Regions from separate parts of the Mus musculus genome. Here region 1 is linked to region 2. Evidence: chromatin contacts called from ENCODE POLR2A ChIA-PET data. All regions are on one chromosome and are shown on one strand. The core of a region is the stretch at or near the end of the contact, and the rest is flanking DNA. Distances in the headings are between cores, read along the strand shown. Region 1 holds the start of Aaas (achalasia, adrenocortical insufficiency, alacrimia). Region 2 holds the start of Sp1 (trans-acting transcription factor 1).

Evidence for each region. ChIA-PET counts read pairs that join two places held with the same protein, here RNA polymerase II (POLR2A).
Region 1: POLR2A ChIA-PET joins it to region 2 with 19 read pairs in embryonic stem cell. The contact joins the promoter of Aaas here to the promoter of Sp1 in region 2. POLR2A ChIA-PET finds 5 or more read pairs at or near these places in 4 of 5 experiments (Patski and embryonic stem cell).

What each region holds. Positions count from the first base shown.
Region 1 is chr15:102,347,642-102,354,312 of GRCm38, forward strand. It overlaps Aaas (achalasia, adrenocortical insufficiency, alacrimia), which reads right to left and starts at 3,118. Exons shown (of 16, transcript NM_153416.2): 1 at 2,855-3,118; 2 at 2,312-2,439. The coding sequence starts at 2,977. It overlaps Gm36246 (predicted gene, 36246), which reads left to right and starts at 3,186. Exons shown (of 3, transcript NR_155425.1): 1 at 3,186-3,271; 2 at 6,041-6,116.
Region 2 is chr15:102,403,688-102,409,963 of GRCm38, forward strand. Sp1 (trans-acting transcription factor 1) reads left to right here and starts at 2,629. Exons shown (of 6, transcript NM_013672.2): 1 at 2,629-2,735; 2 at 4,085-4,245; 3 at 4,529-6,032. The coding sequence starts at 2,729.

The sequences.
Region 1 (6,671 bases), core at 1,868-4,367, 56 kb before region 2:
ACCACATGGTGGCTCACAACCATCTGTAAAGGGATCCGATGCCCTTTTCTGGTGTGTCTGAAGACAGCTACAGTGTACTCATATACATAAACTTTTTTAAACAAAACAAACACAAAGACAAAAAAGGAGGTATTATATTTTTAGTGAGTACCAACTATGCATCAAGCACTTTATATATATTGCCCTTTAACTTACTTAGGACATTAGATTATTTATCACGTTAATCTAAATGACATTTTGCCCACTTACAGATGAGGCAACTAAATTTCAAGGACTGGAGGTGGTAGAATTTCTGAGCAAGTCAGTTAGGGCTTGGCCAGGCGTGCGGGCAAACACCTTTAATTCCGTTTGCAGGAGGCAGAGGCAGGAAGAACCCTGTGAGTCCTCAGCCAAACTGATCTAAGTGGTGAGTTCATCCAGCCACGGCTACAAACTGATTCGAGAGGAGGCCCTGTCTCAAATAGAGAATGAGGGAGAAAAGGGAGAGGAGGAGGAGGAGAAAGGGAGGGAGGGAGGGAGAGGGGGGCATCAACCATACTTTCAAACAGGGAATGGAAAGTCATCAAAGTGTCTTCAGCAAGGGAAACAAATAATCACAAGAGCACTTCAGAAAGATCAGTTTGGACATTAGAGGAGTCCAGAATGGAGAAAGGGATCAAGTAAGAAACTACTTAAGGTGGCCCACGCCTTTAACCTCAGCACTCAGGAGGCACAGGCAGGCAGATCTGTCTGAGGCCAGCCTGGTCTACATAGAAAGTTCCAGGACAGCCAGGACTGTTACACAGAGAAACCCTGTCTCGAAAAATAAAAAAATAAAATAAAAATTAAAAAAAAGAAAGAAAGAAAGAAAGAAAGAAAGAAAGAAAGAAAGAAAGAAAGCAAGCTACTTAAGGACTCCTCAGAATAAAAGGTGAAGTAGCCTGAACTCTCAGGATATAAAAGAGAGAAGTTTGAGAAACTTAGGGAGCAGAATACATAGAATGGAGGAATAATTAAGATATCAGTGGGCTGGAGAGATGGCTCAGCGGTTAAGAGCACTGACTGTTCTTCCAAAGGTCCTGAGTTCAAATCCCAGCAACCACATGGTGGCTTACAACCATCTGTAATGACATCTGAAGCCCTCTACTGTGTCTGAAGACAGCTACTGGGTACTTAAATATAAATAATAAATAAATTTTTTTTTAAAAAAGATATCAGTAAGGCTGAGTAATATTTTGAGAAACAGCAAGTAGTAATTATATCAACAAATACATCTATAACATACCAGGCACTGGGCTAGGTGCTTCCATAGGCAATTTAACCATCACCACAATACCACTGCCCAGTTTCTGTTTTGTTTGCTTTTGGTTTGGTTGGTTGGTTTTGAGATAGTCTCATGAAGTCCAGGCTAGCCTCAATTTTGCAATGTAGCCAAGAATAGCCACGTGCTTTTGCTCCTCCTGCCTAGTGTGAGATTACAGACATGTACCAATCATACCTAGTTTTACATGGTGCTAGTTACTGATCTTAGGGCTTCCTGCATGCCAGGCAAGCACTCTGCCAACTGAGCTATACCCCAAGTCCTGTATGTAAAATTTGGATAAAAGGCTATTTGACAACAACTCACAAAGTAACAAGCAAACTCATGAACCCAGGAACATAATTGCCAGGGATTCGTTTTTTTTTTGTTTGTTTGTTTTTTCAAGACAGGGTTTCTCTGTGTAGCCCTGGCTGTCCTGGAACTCACTCTGTAGACCAGGCTGGCCTCGAACTCAGAAATCCGCCCGCCTCTGCCTCCGGAGTGCTGGGATTAAAGGCGTGAGCCACCACGCCCGGCACCAGGGATTCTTTTTACAGATAATGGCAATGATAATAATGGGGATGGCAAACACATCAAGGGATTAATGTGCCAGGAAATGCTTCTATGTGCTTTGTATCTATTTAGTCACCATGGTTTAAAGGGGTTTGGCTTTAGGACAGAGTAATTATGTAACTTTTCCAAACGTACAGTTAAAAAAAAAAAAGATAGCACAGCTTTAATTCTTACATGTCCTACATATTAACGAATCAATTCAACCTTTTCCTAACTTTCCTGAGCTTCAGATAAAAGCAAATGAGGTCGGTGCTGAGAGCAGGTTTGTAAAATCAAGCCAAGCTATTAGGGATAAATGAGGTTTCTGGTACACCCTTGAGTTTTACAATAAAAATGGATCACCTAATATGATTTGTGGTAATATGAAGACACAGACTGCAATAAGCAGCCATTCAAGAGCTGCCCAAAGCAGGCTCGGTAGACCATGGCCTATTTAAGCCACTGTTTGCTATGCCTCACCAAACATTGATGCATCTCTTCCACACTTGCTCACGGTGATGGATGAAGGCAGTTCTTGTACCATGGTCCAGCCTCCCTGGGGCTTTTAGGGGATCCTTGGTCAGGTGTAGGACAGGAAGATTGATCCACTATACCTCAGAAGAGAGGGAGGCAGTCAGTCTCTTCCCCAAATCTTAACAGAACTCCTTGCCATCTCCAACCTATGGCATAAGAGATTCCACGGCCCCATTTCCCATACCCACAAATGTAACACTTGTGGGACAGAAAATTTTCAGTCCTCATCTGCAAACCACAATCGTTTTTCACAGGGTTGACACTAGAGAAGACCTGATGGACGGCATCCATCATCTTCTCTACCCCTCCTAGAACCTCCTCACATGCCTTGGCATGCCTAACTGGGTAACACAGGCCCTAAAATATATTTCGTTCTCTCCAGTCTCCTGTGGGAGTCATGCCGTTCCCAATCACTTGTGAGCGAGCCCCGCCGCGTCGCCTCTATTCCCACTTTCCGCATCCCCACCGCAGCGTTCCCACCCGGACCACCTGGCCCCGAAAGTCGGGAGGCGGGCTCTCATAGCTGTTGCCGGTCACCAGCTCGTTATTGTGCTCATACAGGGTGACTTGACCTCTAGGCGGCGGCGGGGGGAACAACCCCAGGGAGCACATCTTGCCAGTCCGGAGAGCGTCTGGAATCGACAGGCTCCCGGCTGGTGACGACTGCGCTCCCCGGAATCTTAGTTCCCGGGCTAGATTCGTGTGAGGACGGGTAGCCGTACAGGACAAACGACTGCGCGAAGCTGAACGGAAGTGCAAGGAAGAAAGTTCCGAGTCGGGTTTCGGGACGGACTTCCGGGACTTCCTGGCGCGCCCCCTTGCGTACGGAGCGGGCACGACGCTGACACGTCCGAGGACCGACCTGTGGCGTAAGGAGCGCCGCGGTTTGGTTTTGGTTTGTTTCCTGTAAGACTACTGTTTTTTCCAACTCTGAATCCCCAGCAGCGTCTCCCACTCACTTACTTAGTACGGAAAAAGCCCAAAATAAGCCAGGTTTAGGAAAGTACCTAATTAAACTCTCCAACCCCCGTAAATATCCTTGAGGAATATACAGACGATGTCATCCTACCAGTGAGCTTTCCCCGCCCCCCCACCTCCAAAAAAAAAACAAAAAAGACTTTAGAGGACAGTCAGAACGGACTTCACAGGGTAAGGCGTCCTGAAAGAGAGAGACGGACACTGGAAGGACAGTAACTTTTCCCGAGTATATCACTAACAAACGCTTCTATAATCCTTACAATAACCCCAAAAGTGCACCGTTGAACTACCAGTAGCAAAATGACACAGATTGGACCAAAATACACACAAACCAGACATTGGTGGGGCATATTGGCCCAAGGCTGTAATGCCTACAGGATGTGGACAAGAATAAAAGGTTAGTGTAGACTGCGTAGCAAGCCCCTGCCTCCAAATACCGTTGACTCCGATCTGTAATCCCAGCATTGGGAGGTACAGGCAGGAGGATCACTGAATGTCCACTCCATAGTTCTCTTCCAACTTGAGATACATACCACCCTGACTTTGTCTTATTTAGGCTTTGTTGTTTGTTTGTTTGTTTGTTTTAAGATTTGTTTTATTTATATGAGTACACTCTCATGGTTTTCAGACACACCAGAAGAGGGTATCTGATTCCATTACAGATGGTTGTGAGCCACCATGTGGTTGCTGGGAATTGAACTCAGGACTTCTAGAAGAGCAGTCAGTGCTCTTAACTGCTGAGCCATCTCTCCAGCCCTAGGCTTTATTTTGAGGCAGGGTATGGCTATGTTGCTCTGGCTAGCACGGAACTTGCTATGTAGACATGACTGACCTTGAATTCATAGAGATTCATACCTCTATCTCCCAAGAGTGCTGAGATTAAAGATCTACCACCATGCTCTCCTGAGACCTTTTCTGAAACTGAAGGGGTTGGGGGGGGGGCTAGAACTACAGAGAGATGTTTAGATGGTTTAATTCTAACTTAATTCAATTGTGAGCTCAAAATCTGAATAGACAAATGGGAGGGAAGTGTGGGATGGTGAGACTCACAGGAACGGTATTAGCCTTTCCCTGCTATTGCTATCTCTCTGCTTCCTGGCCATTATGAATAAGCAAACTCTTCCACCTGCTCCTGAATCTATGATGCTCTGCCTCACCTGACACCCAAAGAAATGGACTCACCTAGCCTTTAATTGAAACTGACTCTGAGCCTGACCCTCCTCCTCGAGAGCACTTTTGTCACTGGGCATGGTGGTGCATGCACACCTGTAGTACTATACAGGGAGTATAAGGGGCTTTTAAAAATATTTTTTTAATTTGTGTTTTGCCTGTATGCACCTATGTGCACCACATGCATGCAGTGTCCACAGCAGCCAGTAAAGGGCGCTGGACTCCCCTGGAACAGGAGTTACAGATGGTTCTGAATCATCATGTAGATTTGGGGAACAGAACCAGGATCCTCTGCAAGAACAGTAACTGCTCTTAGCCACTGAGCCATCTCTCTGGCCCCCAAATAACTTTTTGCTTTGTTTTGTTTTTCAATAGAAGGATTCTCTGTGTAGCCCTGTCTGTCCTAGAATTCACTCCATAGGTACCCCAGTCTGGCCTCAAAACTCAGAGTTCCATCTTCCTCTGCCTCCCAAGTACAGGGATTAAAGGTGCCACCACTGCCACCATCACCTGGCTCTTAGTTTGGTTTTCATTTCCCAATAAATTAACTCTTTAAAAAGAAAAACTAAACGTATTAGCCTGGCCTAATGGTACATGCTTTTAGTCCCAGCACTCAGGAAGCCGAAATGGGTGGATCACTGTGAATTCAGAGCTATCCTGGTCTAACATAGGAAGCTACAGGCCAGTCAGGGATATATAGTGAGATGGTGTCTCAAAAACAAACAAACAAGCACAAACCACACTATGTCTAGAGACACAAATTCAGGGACATCCTCTGAAGCATAGTTCACACTATGTCTCAGCTACATAAGATCTTGTCTTTAAAAAGAAATGTGGAAGATGGACCTAAAACTGGAGCGTAAAGAATGGGAGGTGTGGCAATTATGCACTTGATTAATTTTAGTTTTGTATTTTTGAGACAGGCTGAGGGTGACTTCTAATTTGCCGGAATCCTCCTGCCTCATCTCCTGAGTGCTGAGAATTACAAACAGTGGTGAATAGTTAACCTCGATTGTCATTCATCTGGTACACAGCGAACCTGAGAGACTAGGCCTGTCTGAAAAAAAGAAAAAAGAAAAGAAAGGGAAAGAGAGAGAGAGAGAGAGAGAGAGAGAGAGAGAGAGAGAGAGGAAGGAAGGAATGAAGGAAGAAAGGAAGGAAGGGAGGGAGGGAGGGAGGGAGGGAGGAAGGAAGGAAGGAAGGAAGGAAGAACTCAAAGCTGTATGTAGGCTCAGGCCCCACACCCCCAGTCTCACTGAAGAATGTGGGTTTTTTTGGTGGGTTTTTTTTTTTTTTTTTTTTTGGTTTTTTCGAGACAGGGTTTCTCTGTGTAGCCCTGGCTGTCCTGGAACTCACTTTGTAGACCAGGCTGGCCTCGAACTCAGAAATCCTCCTGCCTCTGCCTCCCAAGTGCTGGGATTAAAGGTGTGTGCCACCATGCCCGGCCTCACTGAAGAATGTAAGGGCAATGGCAGAAATAGTTTCTTGTGCCCTGAACTTCTGTGTCTGCCTCTCCTTTCTATCTAGAAGGACCTTACAGAGAAGCTCCCAGGTCAGAAGACAGAGACATCCGGACGAAGCCTGCAGGTTCTCTTCATCTGAGGTGAGGTTGGCCTCAATTTCCCTTTGCTCTGTTTCGCTGAGCTGGGTCTCCCTGTGCTGCCCTGGAGCTTGCTGTGGTTGTTCTCTGTGTCCTGCGTGCTGGAAGCAAACCCTCCACGCTGGACTTGCCTGTAATCTCTTATCCCTCGAATGTTAAGGAATGCCCGAGTCACCTGAGATTTTTCTCTCTCTCTTTTTAAAATTTTTCATAAATTTGCTGGTGAAGCTAAAGAGGCGGCTCAGCAGTTCAGAGCAGTTGATGCTCTTCCAGGGGGCCCTAGTTTTGTTCCCAGGATTTACATCAGGCAACTTTCAGAGTATTCATCACATAAAATAAAAGGAAATGAATCTTTTAAAGACTTTTTCAGGCATGGTAGCACACGCCCTTTATCCTAATACTCAAGAGGCAGAGGCAGGGGGATTTTTTTACCACTAGGGGTCAGCTTCATGTACATATCCAGTTTCAGGATAAGTCATGGCTGCATAGAGAGATCATGTCTCCCCCCCCCCCAAAAAAAAGAAAGCATTTATTTTATTTTTAAAGAGTTATTTATTT
Region 2 (6,276 bases), core at 1,379-3,878:
AGTCCAGGGTACTTTTGAATTTGATTTCAATTAAGTCCTAATTTCAGCCACTACCCAGTACGATGTTGGTGTTGCAGTGTGTTTTTAAAACACTGGTACCTTTAAAAATAAAACACTTAGAGGCCACAAATCCCTGAATGCATAAAGGTGCTTTCTGCTGAACAACTGGAGCAAAAAAGAAAGCCTACTCCACAATCCCATTCCATACTAATAAAGAAAGCCCCTCCCTACTGAGGCGTGGGGACACTTGGAATCCCCAAGCTGGAAGGGAGTCAGGGAGATTGTTGGTTCCAGGCTAGCCTGGGCTACATAATAAGATCCTGTTTCCTGTTCTTGAAAGACCAGGTTAAAAAAAAAAAAAAAGATGGTGATAGCCCATGCCTTTAATCTCAGCCAGTACTCAGGAGGCAGAAGCAAGTAGATCTCTGTGAATTTGAGGCCAGCTTGGTCTACAGAGTGATTTCTAGATAGCCAGGGCTACACAGAGAAATACTGTTTACCCTGGCCACACCCTCACCCCCCCTCACCCCCCCCCAAAAAAAAAGAAAAAGGGAAAGAAAAAAAAAAAAAGATTTCATAGAGGACTTTATTTTGGTAGTTCAGGTTTTCCTCCATGTTTCCGAAACCTGATTGCTTCAGCCTCCCAAGTACAGAATTACAGGAATTGTCACCATATGAGGCTATATAGGACTTTTTAGGACAAAACTTATTATTTATTAGCTTTGTAATCTTGGGCATGTTACTTCTCAAATTAATTTTTCTCCACTTAATATTTCTGATGCTGAATATCTTTCTTTCTTTCTTTCTTTCTTTTTTTTTTTTTTTGGTTTTTCGAGACAGGGTTTCTCTGTGTAGCCCTGGCTGTCCTGGCGCTCACTTTGTAGACCAGGCTGGCCTCGAACTCAGAAATCCAATCTGCCTGCCTCTGCTTTCCATTGCCCGGGTGAATATTTTTCTTAACGTCTTAATTTTCGTTGTTGTTTTGAAACATTGTTGGTCTGCACAGCCCTAGCTGTCCTGAAACTCAGTATGTAGATCAGGTTGGCATCAAACTTAGAAGAGATCCTCCTGCCTCTGCCTCCAGAGTTGGGTCCTAAAAGTGTGTACTACCATGCCTTACATTGAGTTTGTCATAATCAGTGCTAAATGCCTATTTAACTGGGACAACCAGGTATCTCAGCTGTCACTTCACATTTCCAAGGCCATCTCCAAAGGAGCAGAGAGCCTCGGTTCCTATCTTTAAAGTGTTTCCCTTTTTTTACAGGAGCATCCAGCCCGTAAAGTAGGACACATTAAGTGATTAACTGTATTAGTTCCAAGTACTAAACGTGGTGACACCAGTCAGTGACAAAGTTTAAATGAGGAGAAAGAAGGCGAAATGGAGGCCAGAGATTGAGGTGCCTAAGGCAAAATCTTTAACCTTTGTGATTGCAAAAGGAAGTAACTAGGTTAGCGTGCTTTCTACTAAGAGGGAAAATGGAAGTAGTTTATGAGAGCTTGGCTTCACGAAGTTCCCCAGCGTGCGTTACTCTGAAAGCTGAGTTGGTTTAGCAGGTCTGGGGCAGCTTAAGAAAATGGCGCTTGCTACATCTTCCCGAAAGACTTCCATATTGGTCAGCTCAGTCGACTTGGGTTTTCGCGTGCCGTCACCAAGCTGTCGTCCCGCCCGCCGCCGCAGGGCTTCCACCCACGGCCAGGGGGAGCCGCCCGCCCATCCCGGCAGGGGTGACATTCGAGGGGTGCTGTGTAGGAGCGGGGAAGGGACAACCCGAACAGTCTCGGGCGACGCGACACTCTCGCCCTCACGCGTCTCGACTCTGACACTTGTGGAGGGCTCCACTCAAGCGCACACCCTAACGAGGGAAGGAAGCCTCCCGAGGAGGGCCAACATGGCGACCAACTCCTTTTGGCACAGCCCGGTTCCCTCCTCAGGATGGGCGGCCCTGTAACGACCATTGGCCAAAGCTAGAGGCGGTGCCATGCTGCCTTCGCTGCCTCATTGGCTTGAGTATCGGAGGAGGAAGCCTGTTCTCCTCTCCCCATTCCAAGTTCCAGCCTCCACCTTCTCCTCGGCGCGTAATTGGCTGTTCGTTCACGTCAATACGCGTCCTGTTCCGGCTCTTTTCAGTTATCGTCCAATCAGAACTTTCTTAACTGCCCGCCTGAATTCTGATTGGTTTAGGAAGCTTGCTCCTATCCCATTCCGGCCTATTTCTTACTCTTCCCCCTACACGGACTTTGCCCAGGCATGCCCAGGATTCTGGTTGGTCGTTGTCCTGTCTTTCTTACTTAAGCTCTTCCTATCCCTACCGCTCACGGAGCCCGCCTGGAGGTTGACTGGTTTCTCTGCAAGTCCATCGTCATCTCATCCCGCCCACCACCACTTCCTGAGTTTCTAATTGGTTGCTAAAACTGAGAGGGCGGCCTTTCTGGGCGGAAACCAAGTACGCAACTTGCTCTTACACGCCTCAGCGAGAGAGCGAGTCCTACCATTGGGTAGGCAGCCCGCCTTTCCTCTGCAAGGCCCTCCTTTCACCCTCCCTCATTGGGCGGGGCAGTAGATAAGGGGCGGGGATTAGGCCGGGCTTGTGGTGCGCTGCTCCCTCCTCCTTACCCCCCCCTCCCTGTCCGGTCCGGGTTCGCTTGCCTCGTCAGCGTCCGCGTTTTTCCCGGCCCCCCCCAACCCCCCCGTACAGGACCCCCTTGAGCTCGCCCCTCAGCTGCCACCATGAGCGGTAAGGATGAGTCCACTCCGAGCCTAGGGGTGGGAGGGGAGTGAGGGGGCGCGCGCGAGGACCGACCGGGCGGTCCCCGCTGTGAGGGGGGGCGGGCGGGAGGCGGCGGCGGCGGCCTTGGTCCCGCCCGGGGCGGAGGGAAGGGAGGGAGAAGGGGCAGTGGCGGGGCCTCGGAGGAGGAGGGGGATGGGCTACCCGCCCCGGGGGAGGGGGCAGCGTGGCCTCGCCCGCCCCCTGCCCGCCCCGGCCACGAGGGACGGGCCTTACCCCCCACTACCCGGCCGGCCGCCTGAGGCTCCTCCCGTCGGGGGCTGGCGCCGCGGGGGCGGCCCGACCAGTGCAGGCCCCGCCTGGGCCAACCGCCTCCCCGGTCCGCCCGCCCTCCGGTCGCAGCCTGCCCCGGGCCCTCCCCCGCACCCCCGTAAATTTCCCTTCCCCCATCCGACCCGCCCTTGCCACGCCTCTATCCCCGAAACCGCCCCTTCCTTCTTTGGACCGCCTCCTCAGCCCCAAACCTGGGTTCTAATCCCTAGACCCTTACCTGTCCTCTCAGATGTTTCCTCACCTTCTCTTAGGATTTACTCTTTCTCAGTCCCTTCCTGTTATTGTTTACACTAGATCTTTCTTCATCTCTTATAGTCCTAATTTTAGCACACTTTCCATCCACCCACATGTTGGGTCTCCTTTTCCTTCCAGGATGCATTTTTTTTTTTTTTCTTTTTTGAGATAGGTTCTATGTGGTATTCGTAGTAACTCGAAGTTACTATTGCAGCCCTCAGACTTTTAGCTGTCTAGGTGCCTCTTCCTCTTGAGTGCTGGGATTAAGAGTGCTATCAACCCTAAGGAGCAACTCTTTATTTCTGAGACACTGAAATTCCAAATTCCCTTTCTCAAAAGGGCTATTTGTATTGGGATCAGTTCTTACTCTGTAGGCCTGGAAGACCTAGAACTGGTGAACCACCTGGCTCATCCTTCCAAGTCTTGGGATTATAGGTGTGAGTCACCATGCCTAGCTTCCAAAGCAATTTTTGAGTCATTTCTGGGGTTAATTTGTGCATAGGAAAATAGTGGCCTGTCTTGGGCACCATTAAGCTATGTGTCTATGGCTTTGGCATCCCAATTTACTATGTAGCTGAGGATTTCTTTGAACTTTTGCCTCCACTTCCAAATTCTGGGATTTTAGGCTTACCACCATATTTAGACCTATCTGGCTAAGATCTTTTTAAAAACTGTTCTGTCAGTCATTGCTGACGGTCAAATCCTTAATTTTAAATCTTATGTTGTTTTTAACACACCCCCCCCTACACACACACATACACTTAATTTATTTCTTTTGTAATTATTTTTAGACCAAGATCACTCCATGGATGAAGTGACAGCTGTGGTGAAGATTGAAAAAGATGTTGGTGGCAATAATGGGGGTAGCGGCAATGGTGGCGGTGCCGCCTTTTCTCAGACTCGAAGCAGCAGCACAGGCAGTAGCAGCAGCAGTGGTGGCGGAGGAGGGCAGGTGAGTGATCAAGGATGGGGAATGTGTTGAAAGGGTATAAATATTCTTAGAAACTTCCTTAACCAAAAATTCTGGGAAGAAAAATACAGTAGGGAAGTACACTCAGAAAGATAGGTGATCTAGAGGGTCCCCAGATACGAAAGTTGGAACAGTATACAGAAAGTGAGCATTTTGTTTCTGGTTTTTGCTCTATATTCCTGCATTGTTGCTGTTTTGTCTGTTGAATACTGCCCCCTAGGCCAGCTATTGGGTGCCACTAACTCCTTTCCTCTCTTCTGGCCAGGAATCCCAGCCATCTCCTTTGGCTCTGCTGGCAGCAACCTGCAGCAGAATTGAGTCACCCAATGAGAACAGCAACAACTCCCAGGGTCCGAGTCAGTCAGGGGGCACAGGTGAACTTGACCTCACAGCCGCACAACTTTCACAGGGTGCCAATGGCTGGCAGATCATCTCTTCCTCCTCTGGGGCTACCCCTACCTCAAAGGAACAGAGTGGCAACAGTACCAATGGCAGCGAGTCTTCCAAGAACCGCACAGTCTCTGGTGGGCAGTATGTTGTGGCTGCTACCCCCAACTTACAGAACCAGCAAGTTCTGACAGGTCTCCCTGGAGTAATGCCTAATATTCAGTATCAAGTAATCCCACAGTTCCAGACTGTTGATGGGCAGCAGCTGCAGTTTGCTGCCACTGGGGCCCAAGTGCAGCAGGATGGTTCTGGTCAAATACAGATCATACCAGGTGCAAACCAACAGATCATCCCAAATAGAGGAAGTGGGGGCAACATTATTGCTGCTATGCCAAATCTACTCCAGCAGGCTGTCCCCCTTCAAGGCCTTGCTAATAATGTGCTCTCAGGACAGACTCAGTATGTGACCAATGTACCAGTGGCCCTGAATGGGAACATCACCTTGCTACCTGTCAACAGCGTTTCTGCAGCTACCCTGACTCCCAGCTCTCAGGCAGGCACTATCAGCAGCTCTGGATCCCAGGAGAGCAGCTCACAGCCTGTCACCTCAGGGACTGCCATCAGTTCTGCCAGCTTGGTGTCATCACAAGCTAGTTCCAGCTCCTTTTTTACCAATGCCAATAGTTATTCAACAACTACTACCACCAGCAACATGGGAATTATGAACTTTACCAGCAGTGGCTCATCAGGGACTAGTTCTCAAGGCCAGACGCCCCAGAGGGTTGGTGGGCTACAAGGGTCTGATTCTCTGAACATCCAGCAGAACCAGACATCAGGAGGCTCGCTGCAAGGAAGTCAGCAGAAAGAGGGAGAGCAAAGTCAGCAGACACAGCAACAACAAATCCTTATTCAGCCTCAGCTAGTTCAAGGAGGACAAGCTCTTCAGGCCCTTCAAGCAGCACCATTGTCCGGACAGACCTTCACAACTCAAGCTATTTCCCAGGAAACCCTTCAGAACCTCCAGCTTCAGGCTGTTCAAAACTCTGGTCCCATCATCATTCGGACACCAACCGTGGGGCCCAATGGACAGGTCAGTTGGCAGACCCTTCAGCTGCAGAATCTTCAAGTTCAGAACCCACAAGCCCAGACAATCACCTTGGCCCCTATGCAGGGTGTTTCCTTGGGGCAGACTAGCAGCAGTAATACCACCCTAACACCCATTGCCTCAGCTGCCTCCATTCCTGCTGGCACAGTCACTGTGAATGCTGCTCAACTCTCCTCCATGCCAGGCCTCCAGACCATTAACCTCAGTGCATTGGGTACTTCAGGGATCCAGGTGCACCAGCTTCCAGGCCTGCCTTTGGCTATAGCAAACACCCCAGGTAAGACATCCTTCCTTTGCATTTATCACAAACTAATACTTCCCTGGTACTATTGAATCTAAAGGGGGAAATAGAACTTTCTGAGATGTTTACTCAAGGCTAAACACCCAAGCAAGTGTAAGATGTTTTTTAGTTAAGACATTTGGAACTTAATCAATAGAAATATGTTCTGATGAGAAAGGAGCACTTCTGAGTGATCCTGTGGTCTCTACTTCCTAGTGTCTTGGTACCACAAACTAAGGCT